Linked DNA regions of Homo sapiens: region 1 is linked to region 2. Evidence: chromatin loops called from intact Hi-C (ENCODE). Cell type or tissue: endothelial cell of umbilical vein. All regions are shown on one strand. Links, peaks and the distances in the headings refer to the core of each region. The heading gives the core; the rest is flanking DNA. Region 1 overlaps KCNIP4 (potassium voltage-gated channel interacting protein 4). Region 2 overlaps KCNIP4 (potassium voltage-gated channel interacting protein 4).

What was found. Peaks named below come from ENCODE experiments on the same cell type or tissue, not always from the same donor. Only the 100,000 strongest peaks of a DNase experiment are listed, where the experiment ranks them.
Region 1: it touches region 2 in a loop (4-fold over the local background); 3 of 110 quality-filtered maps call a loop at or near these places.

Annotation. Positions count from the first base shown.
Region 1 is chr4:20,958,226-20,967,715 of GRCh38, forward strand. The region is part of intron 1 of KCNIP4 (potassium voltage-gated channel interacting protein 4); the gene reads right to left. Among named protein-coding and RNA genes, the nearest start is that of PACRGL, 260 kb to the left of the region's middle. In endothelial cell of umbilical vein, for the core only: no CTCF peak of the experiment used is centred there; no DNase peak of the experiment used is centred there.
Region 2 is chr4:21,007,013-21,016,502 of GRCh38, forward strand. The region is part of intron 1 of KCNIP4 (potassium voltage-gated channel interacting protein 4); the gene reads right to left. Among named protein-coding and RNA genes, the nearest start is that of PACRGL, 310 kb to the left of the region's middle. RefSeq lists a silencer at 5,774-6,068. In endothelial cell of umbilical vein, for the core only: no CTCF peak of the experiment used is centred there; DNase peaks (open chromatin) are centred at 4,299 and 6,019; H3K27ac peaks cover 3,262 bases.

The DNA of each region.
Region 1 (9,490 bases), core at 1,081-9,080, 49 kb before region 2:
CAGTAGGCAAAGTTCCTAATGGCCAGTGAAGTTCCTCTTTCAGAGAACACAAATCCAAAGTGAATTCTGCAAAATCTACCACTGTACTTATTCCTTCATTGAGAAAATGGGGTGCTTTATGGATAAATGCATGGAAAAGTCAGACTTCGACCAAAGTCAAAGGGCAATAGAAACCCTTTGCATTCTTTCTAATGACTTCAACCTGTGGAGTTTGGAAAGTTACAGATTCCTCTGGAGGGTAACATATGTACAGGCTTTTTTCCCTATTTCTTTATAATAAAAATTGATGAAGAGGAATACGTAAAGTGTGGTTTCCCTTTAGGCAGAGTTCAGTGGAAGTAGCATTATACATAGAAGAACTTTCAGCTAAACTTAGAGAGAAACAGAGACTTTTAGGCCAATCATTTTCCTAAATGTCACTGATTTTGTGGGAGTAAGTAATAGCATCTTTCCTAGGCGTTTGTTACAGAACCACGTAAAGAGCTCTACTATTTGGGAGATATGCAAACCTCTAAAATAATCTAAGCTAATTAGAAAATATCTGTAGCTGACAAGAAGCTTTGTATCTCTGACATCAAACAGTGCCTGGAAGAGGTGTGTTGGTTTTCACCAGCATGAATACCAGCAGTGGCAGACACCTTCTTACCAAGAGAGTAAACTGATGGACATACACAGCCTATGAAAAAATTGACATTGCTGAGACAGCGCTGGGGATTAACCTTTACAGCTGTGAGATGTCAAGCAAAATTGAAATCCAACCATTGTGGAGCATGTTGAAATCAGTGGGTGTATACAAATCTCTAAATTATTACTTTGGCCAGATGGAAAAGGTTCCATTTACTGCCTGCTGGAGGAGGTTTAGTCGGTAACACTGAAGAGGGAAGGAAGATTGAAAATGAGGTATTTTTCATGTGCACTAAGGCTGCTATCCAAGAGTAGCATAAGAGAGGATAGTCACAGGCCAAATGGGTGACATGGTTCACCTCTTGGCCCCCTACTACAGGTAGCCAAAATAAATGACTGTACTTTGAAATAATTGCCTTTAGCAGCACGTGTTTACTGTCTTCTGTTATTACAATTGCTACCCTATAATGTACTTAGACAGCATTTAACTTGCTATGGTTTCAGACAGTGACACAGGTTTAAGGCTTGGCTCCAAAATGCTGAAATTGTACACAAGTTTAAGGCTTGGCCCCAAAATGCTAAAATTGTATCTGCAAGAAAGGGTATGGATGAGAATTGTTGAAAGCTAGTATATGCTAATTCACAGAGGAGACTGATTATTAAAATTCTCTCTCCTTCTATCCTAGGTATTTTTCTTCTTTTTCTACTTGGAAAACTGTTAATCATCCCTAAAATCTCATGACACACTCACTCTCTCTCTGATGCATTCCCCAGCTCCAGTAAACAGTTAGTTGCTCTATCTTTTGTTTTAATTACACCACTATCATCGCATTTTATGAGGTTTCTGTTTGTGTATCTCTCTTCCCACCTTGAACCCTTCAACACAGAAACCTTATCTTTAACGGAGTTCAATGTGGTTGTTAATAATGAGCTCTGCAAGGAGACCATGTATGCTCAAACCCTGATTTCACAGCTGTGTAACCTTGGGTGCAATCCTTAACATAATCTGTAAGATGAGGAAAATGGGAATATCCACTTCTTTGAATTATTGTAAGGATTAAACAAGATAATAAAATACAAAGTGCTTTGAAAAGCACCAAGCACCAGGCTCAGTTAAGTGTTTGCCATTATTTCATTTTTAATATCACCATTGTCTGGCTTAATATCAGGCATAGAGTAGACAGACTGTGCATAAAAAAATAAGAAAAGTTCCATAACAAATAAATACGTCAACAGTGTTTATTTTTTGCATATTTCTTCCTTAGTTCTTCAGATAGTTAGGATGAAATGAGGAGCACATATGATAAAAGCATGTGTTCCAGGACTGAGTTTGAATGCCCCCTTGTCCCAAATTGGAGTGTCTTCAATAAGCCTCCCCTTATTTTCTTAAAGTATTTTATAGGGAGTCAAAAGTATTTGTAAGCATGCTTATGCCCTCCAGAGTTTTTAAAAAAGAATTCAAGCAAGAAGAGGTGGATATGGTTGGCCAGGTTTCTATTAAATGACTTTCTTCAGAAGCATTTTGACAAAATTAGGCACAGCCAGGAAAGCAGCAAAAAATCTGTCGTTTCTCATTTGCTGAAAACGCCATTAGCTGCCTCTTCTCGCCTTCTGCTCACGGACACTTGGCTCTTGTTCCTGCTCTGCCCCCTGTGCCCAGTCTGGCAGATAATGCACCAGAAAATATTTCACCTCATGCACAGGGAGTGGGAACTCACACAAGGAAGTTTGCAAGGAATGGAAATCTGTGCAAGGCAATCCCCTCGTCCTGAGAAGGACCCCATTTAGCAGGGGCGAATATCCATTAAACTCTGATGAAAACATACTCATGCATTCAATAAATATGCAGCACCTACAAAGTGCTGGTGTTTTAGGTGCTAGGAATCCATTAGTGAACCAGAAATGAAAACAACAACTAAATGGATGTTAAACAAAATCAGTCTATTAGAAGGTAATGAGGTACTATTAAGAAAAAAGAAAGGGAGTCAGAGGGTCCTGTAAGAAGGGGCAAGAGGTGTGCAGTTTTAAATGGAAAGATTAAGGAAGTCTCTAATAAGACATTGGAGACTGATCATGAGTAGGAGGCACTTATATCAGAGTTTTTGCAGTTTCGAAAATGCATTTTGCACTTTGGTGTAATTTACTTCACAAACAAGGGATGCTCTTAAATATTTGCTTATTTAATAACTTTCTGAATACTGAGGGATATTTTCCTATTGCTTTTCCACTTCATAATTAAATATGAATTTCTTGGACAAAAACAAAAGGCCTAAGGAAAAGGAAAATAGAACTTAAGAGCTCAGTAAAAAATGTTTATTTTTTCTATCTTTTCAAAAATAATATGCAAGGCAAATCACAAAATGTGAAAGAACAAATTACTTTTATTTTTGGATTACTTAACAAACAAAAGGAAAAAAAATCTCTGGTAGGTAGCTCAAATAAAGAAAACATCCTGAATTAAAAAGCTATCTAACTTTATCCAGCCACCATCCTAATGTTCTATCACAGATCATGCCTCTGTGCAAAAAGGCCTGATTTCTGAGAGTTTAAAAGAATCTTATGGTTTTGAGAAATGAATACACTGATCTCTTGCGAAGAATGAAAAAGCCCCAAAACTCAGCAAAGGCAACAATTCAAACTACCACAGGAAATGAAAAAGAGTGTGCATTTGGAACATACACAGAGTTTTAAAAAAAACAAAAGGAAATTGATATAGATAACTCAATTTCCATTAGTGTTTCATAAATTTAAATTGCCTTGTGATCAACTGAGTGCTTGTATAAACTACAAAGCGCTGGTGTGGTCCCAAGATGAGAATGTAAAAGTATAACCAGAAAAATTAACATAGGAATCAATTACCCTGAAAATTCTGATCTCAGAGGTCCCTGGACAGAAAACAGTGCTCCCTGGAATGACATGAAAAGAAATAGACAAAATATCCATATCCACTTCTATATAAAGAGATACTAATGCACTGTATACACAACTTGGGAATATCTGCACATACTTTGATTAGAAGTGAGTTTATAATGAACAATGCTCATGTGCATTAACTCATAATACTAACACTTTTTACTGGAGATTATCAAGAGGTCAGTGATAGCCAAAGACACCTTTTCTCCCACCCCTTCAGTTTCCATGACTACGTATCTTTCCTAAACCACCCTGGCATCACTTGACTCACTTTCTTCCTCCTTGGGGAGGAATGACTTTTCTGATGGGTAAATTTAGGAAGGATAAATTTCCTGCTGTGCTCAATTTCTTTCCTGCTTTGCTCAATTTCTCCTCTTTGTCCTTCTGGGAGCAAATTGCCAAAGAAGCAGAATTCTCCACTGCTTCCAAGCCTAAGTGTCCCCTGGGCAGGACCACTCTCCCCTACACCGTGAACTGGGGATCCATCCCCATCAGCATCACTCCTGACACCTAATTGCACACAGCGAATTTTGTGACTGTCAGCATCACTCCCGACTGGGAGGCTGAGTCTGCCTAATTGTGGACCTAACCTGCAGGTTCTTGTGCTTCTTGCACTAACCAAAGCCTCCCACCTGGCTTCCATCATTAACAGAGACCTTTTCTTCTCGTTGCCCATGTTTCTGTTTTAGTCCTTATTTGTACAGAACTGAGTAGGGGTAAAGGTGATGTTATTTACTGGCTCTCTCTGAGGGACCCTGATAGTCAGAACAAGAGATGTTGTCAGGTATACATACAGACATCACAGTACTAACATTGGGCATGGATGGAAGCATTAAAACCAACAAGCCAGGTTTGTCTATCCCATTTACTTCAAAAACACACCTTAAATTTTTACTTATTTTATCATTTTGTTCATTTGAAAGTAAATTAAAAAACATAAAAATGCACACCATCAAATGACATGTTGCAGTGCTGAAAAATATGTGAAGAAAAATGTATAGATGAGCGATAACAGGATTTATAACTCAGTGACAATCTCAGCTTTACGACATTTAAATTGTGAAATCTCTAAAAGCCCTAAAGTGTTGTTCAACTCATGTCTTATCCATTTCAGTTTGGCTTACCATAAAGTATAAACATCTAGTTAGAATATTTTGACAGAAGAATATTGGTGAGTCATTCAATTTCTCTAACCGTCACTTTGTCTGTAAAATGGGGATAAAAAATTTTTTCTCTTAAGTTGCACAAAATTGAAATGGGAGCATGATTTCCGAATAGGCCAGACATGGTGGCTCACATCTGTAATCCCAGCACTTTGGGAGGCGAGGCAGGCAGATCACTTGAGGTGAGGGGTTCGAGACCAGCCTGGCCAATATGATGAAACCCTGTCTTTACTAAAAATACAAAAAAAAAAATGAGCTGGGCATGGTGACACACGCCTGTAGTCCCAGCTGCTGGGGAGGGTGAGGCATGAGAATTCCTTGAACCCGGGAATCAGAGGTTGCAGTGAGCCGAAATTGCACCACTGCACTCCAGCCTGGGCGACAGAGCGAGACTCCGTCTCAAAAAACAAAAAAAAAAACAACAAAAAAAGAAAGTATAAATAATAAAATAACACACTATTACAAATGATCATCCCTTTTGTGAACTATTATTATTCCTATTATATGAACACTTTTTTTTTAAAACTCAGGGAGTCATGTAACTCTGCTATATGTATTTCTTCAAGTTAAATAACAATGATTTATTAATGAACTCCTACATGCTCTTAGGAAAGGTGCTATGTGTACTATGGATTAAAAAAAAAGTAGTGCATGTTTCTCACATTCAAGAAGCTTTTATTTAAGAGAAGAAATGCAATAAACACAGTAGAAACTAAGTAAAAAGAAATTAGGAGAGTGGATTTTGTGCAGTGAAAGAGGAGGTTAAAAAATAAGAGGGCACTAGACATGATTTTAAGGATAACTGAGCTCAGATGGATGCAGGAGAGCAGGCTGGTGATTTCAGGGGAGGCGAATAAGTGGGAAATATTAGACGAGAATGAGCATGGTGAGAGCGCTGGAGTAGAGGGGCAAGTTGATTCTCTACTCTCTGTTTAACAGCTCTTTGAGCTTTGTTATATTTCATCAAGGTAAAATATATATATAAAAAAAAAGATGGGTGCCAACCTCTCCACATGGTGTTTGGTTAGATGTGGCAAAAGTGTGGTTTTTAAAATCTATGTAAAGAACTCCATGAATTTCCAACTTATTATACTCTAAGTATAAAAATTGCTGAATATCAATGATTATACACTACAAAAGAATTGCCATTTATGGGCTTTATTAATGTTCTAGAACCTATAAGTATTTTACATACTTATTTATACATGTGAGGTCCTCAGCCCTTAAGACAACCTTGTGAAAATTGGTTGCTGTTTTACATAGAGAAGCTTGAGTTTCAGGAAAATGGAATCACTCATGAGAGAACACAGAATGTGTAAATGGTGGAACAAGAATTCAAACCCACATCTGACTTAGAGGCTTACCCACGATGCAGTCAACACCTGACCATAGTATCCAATGACAGGGGTGGAAATTAGATTTTGACATGAAGTTAAAAACACAGTTAAAGTATGTGGTTCAAATATTTAATCATTCTGGGAGCATCATTCTTTATGGGTGCAATCCACATTCTCTTTAGAGAAGAAGGATATTACTGTGGCAACATTCAAAGAAAGTGCACTTCAGCCTGAAGCTCAGCAAGATCGTCTTTTTTGGGGGGGAGGTGGTAATTAACTGAGTGCCCTGGCCTTCATCCACTTTTCTGATGATTTCCCCAGCTACTCAGGGTTAAGCTTCTGTCACAAAAATTATTCTGAGCCATTTGTTTAGCCTGTTTGATGTTCACTACATTTATTTTCCTTAGGCAGCAGCATTGTGAATGTTGACTATATTTAACATGCTTAGCTGTACCAGGGAAATAATCATCTTTGGCTTATTTAAAATATCCAATTTTCTTAGCCTTTGAAGAAAATCTAGAGCTAATATGGAGTAATTGGTGATGAGATAGGACAGATCCAAGTGCAATTTCAAGGCTCCTAATTTTCACCTACAGAGTAAGATTTCTTTATTATGTTAGAAAATGTTTTGGAGAGATTTTTTCAATTAGGAGGCACATTAAACAAATACTGGCTAGTAGTGTACGGGTTCAGGAAGAGGGGTAAATCTCTTAGTTGCTTACTTTCTTTCAAGAAAAACTTTAAATGATTCTATTTAACCAAAGAGAAGATGGAGAGAAGGCAACATAAGAATGTAATTAAGTTTAACTTTTAACCTTCTGTTTGGGATTTGCCTCTATTCTTTCCCACCATAGTTAAGTGTGAAGATAGTCCTCATCCATATTTAGAAGAAGCCTCAAAAAGAAGCAAAGGAAGGAAAGAATAAATAGAAGTATTCACTGTCTATCCTATATTCCTGCCAATATCTGGGAGTGGCCTCAAAATAATACCCTTGCTATCTCAGAGCCTATATTGCTTTTGATACACTAGCAGTACTTCTGTGGTTTTCACGGAACACATAAGCCAAGTCCATGACTGAAGACCATGGCACCATAAGGAAATCTCACCACTGACACCATTTATAATGAAACAAATGGGTTTTCTAAGAGGAGGTAACTCATGGTATAACTGTCGTGGTACAAGGTCTCAGGCCAGGCCTTCCCACTTAAAAAATTTCCCTCCATTTCCAATCTTAGCAATTTTACAAAGAAACTGGTCAACTTTCCTTAAATAATTATTCCAGGACTTAACTTGTGCCCTAAAGAATAGACATATTCTGGTCTCTCTGGAGTGTGGAGAATGAGAAGATTTGTTTTCATGGAAAAATGTATCTACTCATTTTAGACAGCCATTGGCAAGAATAGTTCCTATTATTGTAAAATGTGTGTATTTGAAATATATTAGCTAGGCAGGTCAACTCTGAACTTTACAAAGATTTTGCAACTATAGAATTTCTTTGCTGATTTTGTGTTTTTCCTTAAATATAGCCATAAATGCTGAGCTATATGTTAGTTTTATTGTTGATGCATTGTAGAAGAGAGATACAATAATACTGAGGCTAACTTACTATTTTGAGCTTTAAACTTTTAGTCTAAAATCTCATCTGTGCAAATTCTTAATGAGGTACATTTTCAAAGAGAGCTTTAGCTATATAACCTCTGTTGTCATGAAGAAATGCATTTGGCTAATTTCCTCTGTGTCTCCTTGAAACTTTACAATAACAGGAAAAAGTTAACTCTGACTTTTCACTCAAGTAATGTTTAGAAGTTTCTGCTAATTCCAACCTCAATGCACCAGAGATATTTAGGGATTGCTGAATATTGGGAAGATAGATGTAGGATTTGGATGTTTGTTCAGGTGCCTCAGTCTTCTAATTATTTTGTCATTATGCATTTTCCCCTGTAATTTGTTTAAATTTGGAATCACATCACCAATTACTTCATTGCTGTCTGGTCTTCAATATTCTCTTGTTTATTCATTAGAGAATTTCTGTGACAGGCCATTAATAACTATGCATTTGCTGACGTATAAAGTCACATATCCTTAATTATGTTCAAATATCTGTCTGGGGAAAGTACTTGATTCTAAATGTACTATCCTGATCTTACTAATCCAGGTACCTTAGTGTATGTCTTCACTTACCATAGAGATTTAGAAAATAAAAAAAGAACACTTAGTACTAAAAGTAAGACTAGCATAGAAAAAACTTGAGCTCTAACTTCAGAAGACTGTGGTTGATTCCAATTCTACTGATTGCTAGTTCATAATGTAGTCAAGTTACTTAGCAAATTTGAAGAAATTTCCTTATCTATAAAAATGGAAAATACCTATGGACTATCTCATGTGTAACAGAACTAAGCTTATTATAACTTACAAAAGATAAATATTCAAAATCAGCATAAAGAAAATTATGTTTTTGGCAACTCTATTCACAATGTTTGGGATTCTTCCTACCTATAGTTATGTATGAAGAAGTCACACTAAAGTAACCATTAGAAAATCTGGGTTACAATACTAGGCACTTTTAATGAGTGCTTACCATTTAATGAGTACTAGGTATGTGGCTTGTCTCAAAATTATTCTGTGTCTCAGAAGCACTCTGTGAAGTTGGTATTATGATGATTTTCATCTTATGGGCAGGAGAACTGAGGTTCAGACAGGTTTGGTGATTTGCACAGGACCACAGCCAGCAGCATTTCTGGAAAAATTTGACCTGTGTATCTTCAAAGCTCAGTGTGTCCTAACCTTAGTACCATTCTGCTTCTACAACTAAGTTCTAGTATTAAGTCATAAAAGGACCCTGGGCAACTCATTACTTTATCATGACCTATATCTTAGGGAAGTTTGAATGAGCTTTCATGTCTTCTTGCTCAAAGTATGCATGATTATTGGTCTTAAACTTCGTCACATGAACACAATACCCCACACATTTACTTGAGATGAACATGGGCCTGCCTCTTATGAAAGATATTACTCTCTCGACACAAGAAATGGAAGAACATTCCATGCTCATGGATAGGAAGAATCAATATCGTGAAAATGGCCATACTGCCCAAGGTAATTTGTAGATTCAATGCAATCCCCATCAAGCTACCAATGACTTTCTTCACAGAATTGGAAAAAACTACTTTAAAGTTCATATGGAACCAAAAAAGAGCCTGCACAGCCAAGACGATCCTAAGCAAAAACAGCAAAGCTGGAGGCATCATGCTACCTGACTTCAAACTATACTACAAGGCTACAGTAACCAAAACAGCATGGTACTTGTACCAAAACACATATATAGACCAATGAAACAGAGCAGAGGCCTCAGAAATAACACCGTATGTCTACAACCATCTGATCTTTGACAAACCTGACAGAAACAAGCAATGGGGAAGGGATTCCCTATTTCACAAATGGTGCTGGTAAAAC
Region 2 (9,490 bases), core at 1,036-9,035:
TTGCTGAATAATGTAGAGGGAACACTGTTTGAGTCAGTGGTTCTCAGTAGAATCACCAGTAGAACTTAAAATAATATGAACACAAATTTAAAACTTTAAAAAAATACCCTTGAATAATTAAAATCAGCAGGTCTGGGAATGGGGATTGCACATTGGTGATTTTTAAAGATCTTCAAGTGAATGTAATAGTCATCCAGCGTTGAAAGGCACTATTTCTAGAAGACTTGGAAGGGAAACTGAGTTTTCCTGAAGGCCTGAGACACCGTATATGGCGGAACCTGTACAGAAAGAAGTCATCCAAGAAAAGACAAGGAACTGACAGGGACTGATCTTAGGACTGGCAGTGTCCATGTTCCAGGGTTTAGAAAAACTCATTTTTTAAACTGTTGTGTTTACATAGTAGATGTATATATTTATGGAGTATATGGGATATTTAGATAGACTATTGTCACCCTGTCATGCTTTCAAAAACTAGATCTTATTCATTCTTTCCAAGTTTTTTTGTACCCATTAAACCATCTTCTCTACTCTGCCCCCGACCCACCCAGCAACTTCCCTTCCCAGCCTCTGGTAGCCATCTTTTTACTTTAGAGAAAGTCATTCTGAAAGCAAAGCAAGTGAAAGAAATGTAATCTTTAGGCAACCAAGCTCTGAAGTCTAATGGTGAGATCCGAATTTAATGGCGCTCTGAATACTCCTCAGTAATTATCTCAGAAGAAAACAATGGCGCCAAAGGGAAGCCCTGATTTTGAACAGTCCCAGGTGACAGTAAATGAGAAGTAATCTGACTAAGAAACCAACGGAGAGTCATCCCTTGACTTTCTTTTCCATAATGACACCTGAAGCACACTTGTTTATTCTGTAAACTTTAGTTAAACAAATTTACCCTCCAAGACACTGGGGGTTTGCCAGAGAACAGTTAGTTTAATTGGAGCTCATCTGTTTTTGTTCCTAATGAGCCTCCCATTTCATAGCCTGCTCCTAGTTTGAAATAAAATGTCCCCCCTGTCTGGGATGATTAAAAACCTGGTTAAGCATACAATATACAGTAGCTGCCAAAATGTTTCCACCAGGCAATACTGCTCAGAACTGAGACCTGCAGGCAGGATTAGAAGAGAGAAATCTGTTGATTTTTTCCAGCTCAAAAACAAACAAGCAAAGAAATCACATCCAATTATCTGAGTTATATTTTATTAAAGAATCCACCGGAGAACTGCATTCACTTCTCAAGATTTGCTACCAAACCGTCTCCCCATTCTGTCTTTTAAACACTCCTCCACCCTTTTTGTTCTCTAGTTGGTTTGTAATTTAGAAAGTGTGATAAACAATTTTGGGGAGCCATTAAGTTTTACCAGTGTTTCTGTCTGAAATTAGGCTACTATGTTTGCCAAAGAGCTGCTCTGTGCTATAAAATCTTTATTAAAAATACAATTATTTACAAAATTATTAATACTTATGGATTAGAATAAATGTGACTTCATCTTGCAGCTATGGGCATTTTCTTTTTGTTTTTGTTTTTGTTTTTTTTTGAGACGGAGTCTCGCTCTGTCGCCCAGGTTGGAGTGCAGTGGTGCGATCTCGGCTCACTGCAAGCTCCGCCTCCCGGGTTCACGCCATTCTCCTGCCTCAGCCTCCCAAGTAGCTGGGACTGCAGGCGCCCGCCACCACGCCCGGCTAATTTTTTTGCATTTTTAGTAGAGACGGGGTTTCACCGTGTTATCTAGGATGGTCTCGATCTCCTGATCTGGTGATCCGCCCGCCTCGGCCTCCCAGAGTGCTAGGATTACAGACGTGAGCCACCGCGCCCAGCCGGGATTTTCTTTTTAAGAAACTGTAAGGTGCTAATCATTGGGTATTTCATTAGGAGACACATTTAAAAAATCTGATTCTCCAAGCACTTTGTTCTTAGACTCCCACATCCCTTTCACCCTCCCCCAAATTCAGGATCACAGGATTTCTTCTGTCTGCCTTATGTATTTTGCAAGCTAACTATTGCACTAGAAAAAAAATATCTTTCACAAATAATACAGAGGCAGATGTTTTCTGGATCATAATGATCAAATAGAGTGAGCTAAATTGCTCATTGATCTGTGATTCCTTGTCATTTGAAAATCCGATTAAAAGTGTAGAACTTTTAGAAAAGACAAATATACACACACTATTACATACATCATAACACTAAGCGTGAGGAGTGGGATTCATGTTATGAATACATAGCATTTGTTCTGGGAATAGCAAAAGGTTGATACTCAATACATACTTATCCAATGAATAAATGAGTGAATAAAATTTCAGGATGGATTTGGATGGCTTTGCAAGTGAGTGTCAATAAACCCTGGGTTCAGAGCCTCCATTATGAACGAAATAATTATGAAATTGAATTCTCCTGATTTCTTTTGGCCTTAAAGACTTTCTTTCCTTTACTGTGTTAAGGGTTGACCATCTCCTTCCTTTCCAAACAATTAAAATGTATGGAGGGCATATATGTTTGATTAGGTTTTCATGTAGAGAATTACAGTTACTTCCAGCCTGTCTCATGATTTCCTTGATGGGATATTTGGTTGTTCCTAAACTCCTCTGTAGTGCATTTAATTACTATCTCATAGTTTTCCTACCACATGTCTAATGTAATGCATTTTATTCTTACAGCTTCATTCTCAAAAGACATCATTTATCCCTTTATTTCCAAGTTCCTAGGGCATTTTAGTACATGTCTTGACAAAGGACATATCCCTTCTCTGCTGCTGGAATGGGCTGCCGCCTCTGAGCTGCTTCAGGCACGCATTCTGAAAAGACGTTCACACAGGGAAAAATTCCGTTCACCTTCCTTCTCATTCAACCGTCCTGATTTTGTCTGTGCCATTTTAAAAGACTTGTGTGCCTACTTTCTTTGTCAGCTACATCTGCCATAACAAAATACCAAAGACTGGGTGGCTTAAACAACAGGTATTTCTCACAGTTCTGGAGATTGGCAAGTCCACAATGAAGATGATGGCCAGTTTAGTCCCTGGTGAGGGCCCCACTCTCATGACCTAACCCAACCCTAATTACTTCCCAAAGGACTCTTCTTCAAATACCCTCATACTCGAGGTTAGGACTTCAACAGTAGGTCACACACTTACTGCTAATTAAGGATGTCTCTGAAAGCTGTAGGGGGTCACAGATGTCACTAACACCAAACAATGAAAAAGCACAAGGCGTCTTCTTTGATTCGTTGTTATAGGAACATGTCCACACTTCCCTCCCTCCCCTTCGCCAGTCACTGAAAGAATACAGGATGTGACTATAAAGTGATGTCTCCAATTTTTAACATTTAAAATAGAAAAGAAATTGTACATTTAAAGAAAATATGGTGCCTTTTCAAGAAGTCCCTTGGGGAACCACACTCTTAGTCTAATGACGCTTCTGAATGGCAGAGCACCTTTTTTTAATTCCCCAAAGAAAATGCCTGCAGACTTTGTGGCGTGTTCTTTCGAACGTCCGCTGCCAGGAAAATCCCTGACCTTTATGCGATGAATTTGATTTTGGGAAATAGCAAAATTGCCTTTGGAGACAAGTTTTGCAATCAAGTTAAGTGATCACACCAGAGAATTCTGCTTCAGGAACAAAACTGGGACAGATAATAGACTAATAAGATGCCTTCACCACCAGGCTTGTAAAACTTGTCTTGAGACCAATTACAATATAGACCTTTTCAAACTTATTTTTAGCAATAAGAGCATAGTATGGTTAGTGTGTAAATTAAGGTAAAAATATTGAAACACAAGATATATTTGAAAGCCTAAGTAATCCTATTTTTTAGTTTAACCTTTCCAAGACTGTCTTTGCACACTTGGATTTTTATTTGAAAATAACACCAATTTGAAATTCATACTAATTGATGCTACCACTTCAAGAGTTCATGAAACCAAGCAGTTTCAAGTGAATTTGCGTTGGATCACCCTGTCCTGAGAGTTACCTTTTGGAAAACATAACCTGCACATATGTCTCATTTATTCTACTCAATGCCTCCCGATGAAATCAGTAGCAACAATATATGCATAGTAGCGAAATAATTGGGCAAAAGATGAATCATAATTTTGATTGTAATTGGGGGCAGTGAGAGAGGAGGAGGAAAATACAGTCATTAAAAACATATATAAGTAATTGGCTTCTTTGCTTTCTTGTGAAATATGCTAGCCCCACAACATGATTCTTACTCATTAACTTTAGAAGTGCTGTTTCTACCGTATTCACTTCCTAGTGGCATTGCAGGAGATCCGTTTGCAATTTGTGTGACTGACTCAAGATTTCATACAACTCTTGTTTCTGAAATGTCTTCTGATCACTGAGTCATAAGAGTAACACTTCTCAAGTTGTTATTGTTCTGAAAGTCTTTGAAGGGTCTGGGATACTTGGACAATATTATTTCCATCGGTACTTTTCCATCCTCCTGTGTATGGTATTATTTCCAGCCAACTTTGGAAAAATAGCATTTCAACAGCTTTGCATATCCACATTGCACCTGCTTCTGGACTATAAATGATTACGTATAATTTAAATTTATAGAAAATGTTCACAGGAACCAGATCACAGGGCACATATGTGACTACTGATTGCTTCTATTTCTTATTTTCCAAGTATAAAAACATATTTATAATGAAAAGCTTATACTTGCTTTATCTCCAAATCAACAAAAATTAAACCTCTTTGATATTAGCCAGATAGACTACTCTTTCAACTTTGACCTTAAAGGACAATAATGAATCTCATTAAAATCATATTTCCAAAGTGGCTTTCAGAAAGTCTCCTACTCTTACACTATCCCCAGGTTCAACAAGTTTATTTTTGGATGCACTTAATGCTTTCGTTTCTTCTTTTCAGATTCTGATTTAATCACTTAGCTTCTGTGGCATAATCAAGACAAGTTGGATGAATTGTCTCCTAACTGGATTATAATGAAAGAAGCTCTAACTGGTCTTAACGTAGTTTCGATGTTTGGAGTCTTTCACAAAGAGAAACAAAAGCATGATAAGAATGTGCTAAGCTAATTCGAAAGGGAAGCAAGGGTGTCACAATTAAACAAGGGTGTCCAATTATATTGTTCCCATACATCATTCCACCACTCCAATAGGACATGGGCTTATAGAGAACAGAGTCAAGCCTTGTGGTTCCTGTTGTGCCCAGCACACACAGCATTGTGCTTGGTATATAGTAGGTGCTCAATAAACATTTGAATATAATTTAATCTAGGCTCTCCCAGGGAGAAAATATAGTTTAGGGTTCAAGGTAAAGAATCTCAACATGGCCAGCACAGTGGCTTATGCCTGTAATCCCAGCGCTTTAGGAGGCCAAAGCAAGAGGATCGCTTGAGTCCAGGAGTTCAAGACCAGCCTGGGCAGCATAATGAGTCCACATCTTCACAAAAATAAAAATAAAAAAATAAACTGGATGTGGTGGCGTGCATCTGTAGTCCCAATTAATCAGATTGCTTGAGCCTAGGAGGTCAAAGTTTCAGTAAGCAGTGATCATGCCACTGCACTCCAGCCTGGGTGACAGAGTAAGACCTTGGCTCGAATCAAAGCAAAACAAAACAAAACAAAAACCTCCAAAACATTTAAACATTAGATTCTCCAGATATATGTATGTTTTGTATATCGATCATTCTATGCCACAGGAAATGTTCAACCAGGATCTGGGTAACCAGATTAGTGTCACAAAGAAGGAGTTTGTAGATCACCTAGGAAGTAGAACTAAGTTATATCTAAGCAACCTTACAAATTGAAAATCTATCAGTCTTTGAAAACATATCTGTTCTATGTTTCTCACAGTCTTATTGGTGATGGGATAATGACCAGTTGGCCATGATCTTAACAGGAAACGACAATGTAATATGCTAGCCCTTCTAGGTAACATATTTACCCTGGCACAGAATGCCTTAATTCCAAGGTGTGACTCACTGTAATCCTGAGAATTACAGTAATTTGGGGGTGGAATATTATGGCCAAAGGCAATGAGCACAGAGGAAACTTCTCACTGCGAAGCTGAGAATGAACTGAAATGATCAAAAATTGAATGCTTGAAGTCTTTTAATAAATTATAGGTAGAAGGTAAACTCAGCTATTTCTGGACAGCAGGAAAGGGTCTAAACAGAGGAGGTAGCACAGACGCAGCAATGGAATGTGAATGAGTCATATTTCCACATCAGTAGGGCTATGAGGAGACCACTCTGAGATGATATGACAGATAGTGGCTGCATTCTTCAGCCCTAGGAAAAATGAAGATTGCAGGAATTAGGTTAGGAGGTGAAGACTTTCAGGGAGGTAGAGTGGGAACCAGAGGCCAGGGAGAGTGTTGTCAAGTATGCTGACCACACAGTGAACACAGAGGATACAGCTTGATGCTCCTGAAGTCATTACAGGCAGGGTTAAATTCCCCTCAGTGACCCACTGACCCCCAGACACCAGGCATGGGGTCGACCAGCTCTCTCCAGTTCTTCTCCACCACTACATAAGAGAAGAAGCCTTGAAAATGCCACCAAGCTTTTGGGCTCAGAATGAATCATGATGGAAGCTACTGCAGCCTTGACACTGGAAGGCATTTCAGTTCTGTCAACTCTTGCCTCAAAGGAATGTTCATTTCCTTTTACACAAGATAAAGCTTCTTTGAGGAGGATTTGTGTCAGGTAAAGAGGAACACTGAATAAACTGTTGTGGTGGATGTCAGTGTCTATTCTGTGCCTGAAATTGGAATTTGGGCTTAGAACTTAAATACAGGATGTGACTCAATGAACAGAGACCAGAGTTCCAGTACAAGATATAAAGAGACTTTGTTTTGAATCAGTTCTAGTATTTCTAGAAATTCTTGTTATATTTGATGGAGTGAAATCGGTAATTCTTTGAAACTCTTTACCTTGTCAGCTTCCATAGTACTCTGCTGTCCTCATTATCCCTTTACTTCTCTGAGCCTTCACAGAATCCTTCTTATCTTCCCAACTTACATAAATGTTGATGTTCCCCAGGAATCCATTCTCAGACCTCACTTTCTCTATATGAGCTCATCCATGCTGCTTCCTCCAATCATCAACCATATTCTGATGACATCTACATCTTTACCTCCAGTTCAGACTTTGGATCTTTAAAATCATATAATTGCTTCTACCTTCTAGGTCTGACTATCTCACAGATAAGCAAATGCAACATGATCAGGATTTATCTTCACATCCAAGAGGTCCTTCTACTACAAGACCACCACATGCCCCATGAAAGTCATACTAAAAACTTAGGAGGTGTCTTGAATTCTCCTTTCCCCTCAAAGCCCATCATATCTACTCTGTCAAGTCCTTTTCACATTCCCCCAACACTATTCATGGATGAGTCTCATCTTCTCCATCTCTGGAATCACCTCGCCTTAAAGGAAACATCCAAATTTATTTTTAAAATGGAAATGTACCCCTATGCCTGAATCACAGGAAAGCAATAATAATAACTGATTAATATTTCTGCATCACTTAAAGAATAACATTCAAAATCACATGTCTTTTATTATGGAAATGCAAATCAAATCACATTGAGATATTATGCAATACCTCTTAGGAAAGCTGATATCAAAAATTGGAAAGCATGAAGTGTTGGCAAGGATGCGTGGATATGGGAACATGAGTGCATGGCTGGTTGAAATGTAAAGTGGTGCAACTGCTGAGGAAAATGGTATGGTAGGGCCTCAAACAGTTAAACGTAGCATTACCATTGACTCAGCAATTCTACCTTTACGTGTGTGCCCAAAGAATTAAAAGCAAGGATTCAGATATTTGCACAGCATTGTTCATAGTAGCATTATTCACAATAGCCCAAACGTGGAAACAACGCCAATGTCCATTGATGGATGAAGGGATAAACAAAATATGGCATAATATACATACAATGGAATATTATTTAGCCTTAAAAAGGAATGAAATTCTGACATATGCTATGGCATTGATGAACCTTGAAAACATTATGCTAAGTGAAATAAGCCAGACACAAAAGGACGAATGTTGTTATTAGTTTTTCTCAGATTACACATATTTGAAATATCTTAGAAGAAGCAAATTCATAGAAATAGAAGGTAGGATAGTGGTGATAAGGAACTCTGCGGAGAGAAGAATAGAGAATCAGTGTTTAATGGGTAGAGCTTCAGTTTGAGATGATAAAAATATTCTGGGGATGGATAGAAGTGACTGTTGCACAACACTGTGAATGTAATTAATGCCACTGAACTGAACACTTAAAATGGACAAAATGCTAGAAATATATATATTATATATATTATAAAAATGGAGAGACAGAGAGAGAGGTAGAGAGAGCAGATGAGAAACAATGATACTCTATTTTTTTCTTCTCACAATTCCTTATAACTAATATTGGTTATATATATAACCACTATTCTATATATCATGGTTATATATAATATATATATTATATCATATAATATATAACCATATAATATATATTATATATAACACATTATAGATAGCACAGATGCAGCTATATATAATATATAATATATTATATTATTATAATTAATATAATATAGTATATTGTATTAATATAATATAATATAGTATATTGTATTAATATAATATAATATAGTATATTGTATTAATATAATATAATATAGTATATTGTATTAATATAATATAATATAGTATATTGCATTAATATAATATAATATATTAATTATATATATTTTTATTTCTAGATATATATTATATAATATGATATATAAATATATACAATATACATTTATAAATATATAAATATATATAAATATATACTATATATACCATATATAAAATATATACAATATATACAATATATAAAATATATACAATATATAAAAATATATAAATATATACAATATATACAATATAATATGTTTAATATATAAATATATATAAATTTTTTTTTATATATTAAAAAAGAGAGAAAGCTTACGGCATGTCAGGTACTATGCTTAAAAAATAAAAGAGTATATAAATATATATATTTATATATATCTAGAAAGAAAAAAAACAAATTGAAATTACATGCCATCTCCTACTTCACACCTCGGGCTCCAGCAGCTCTATCGTCACCTATGTAATCTTCATTTGCACGATACACCCTGTCCATATGAATTGACAGCTGACTGCCACTCTAGGACCCTTTTCTGCCTCCTTACAAACTGGATGAGGGCTTAGGTCGCTGACAATATTCCAAATATACCCTTTTATTTTTTAAGCATGGTACCTGGCATGCTGTAAGCTTTATTTCTTTTCTTTTTTTCTTTTTTCTTTTTTTTTTTTGAGACGGAGTCTAGCTCTGTGGCCTATGCTGGAATGCAGTGGCCCAATCTCAGCACACTGCAAGCTCTGCCTCCCGGGTTCACGCCATTCTCCTGCCTCATCCTGAGTAGCTGGGACTACAGGTGCCCGCCACCACGCCCTGCTAATTTTTTGTATTTTTAGTAGAGATAGGGTTTCACCGTGTTA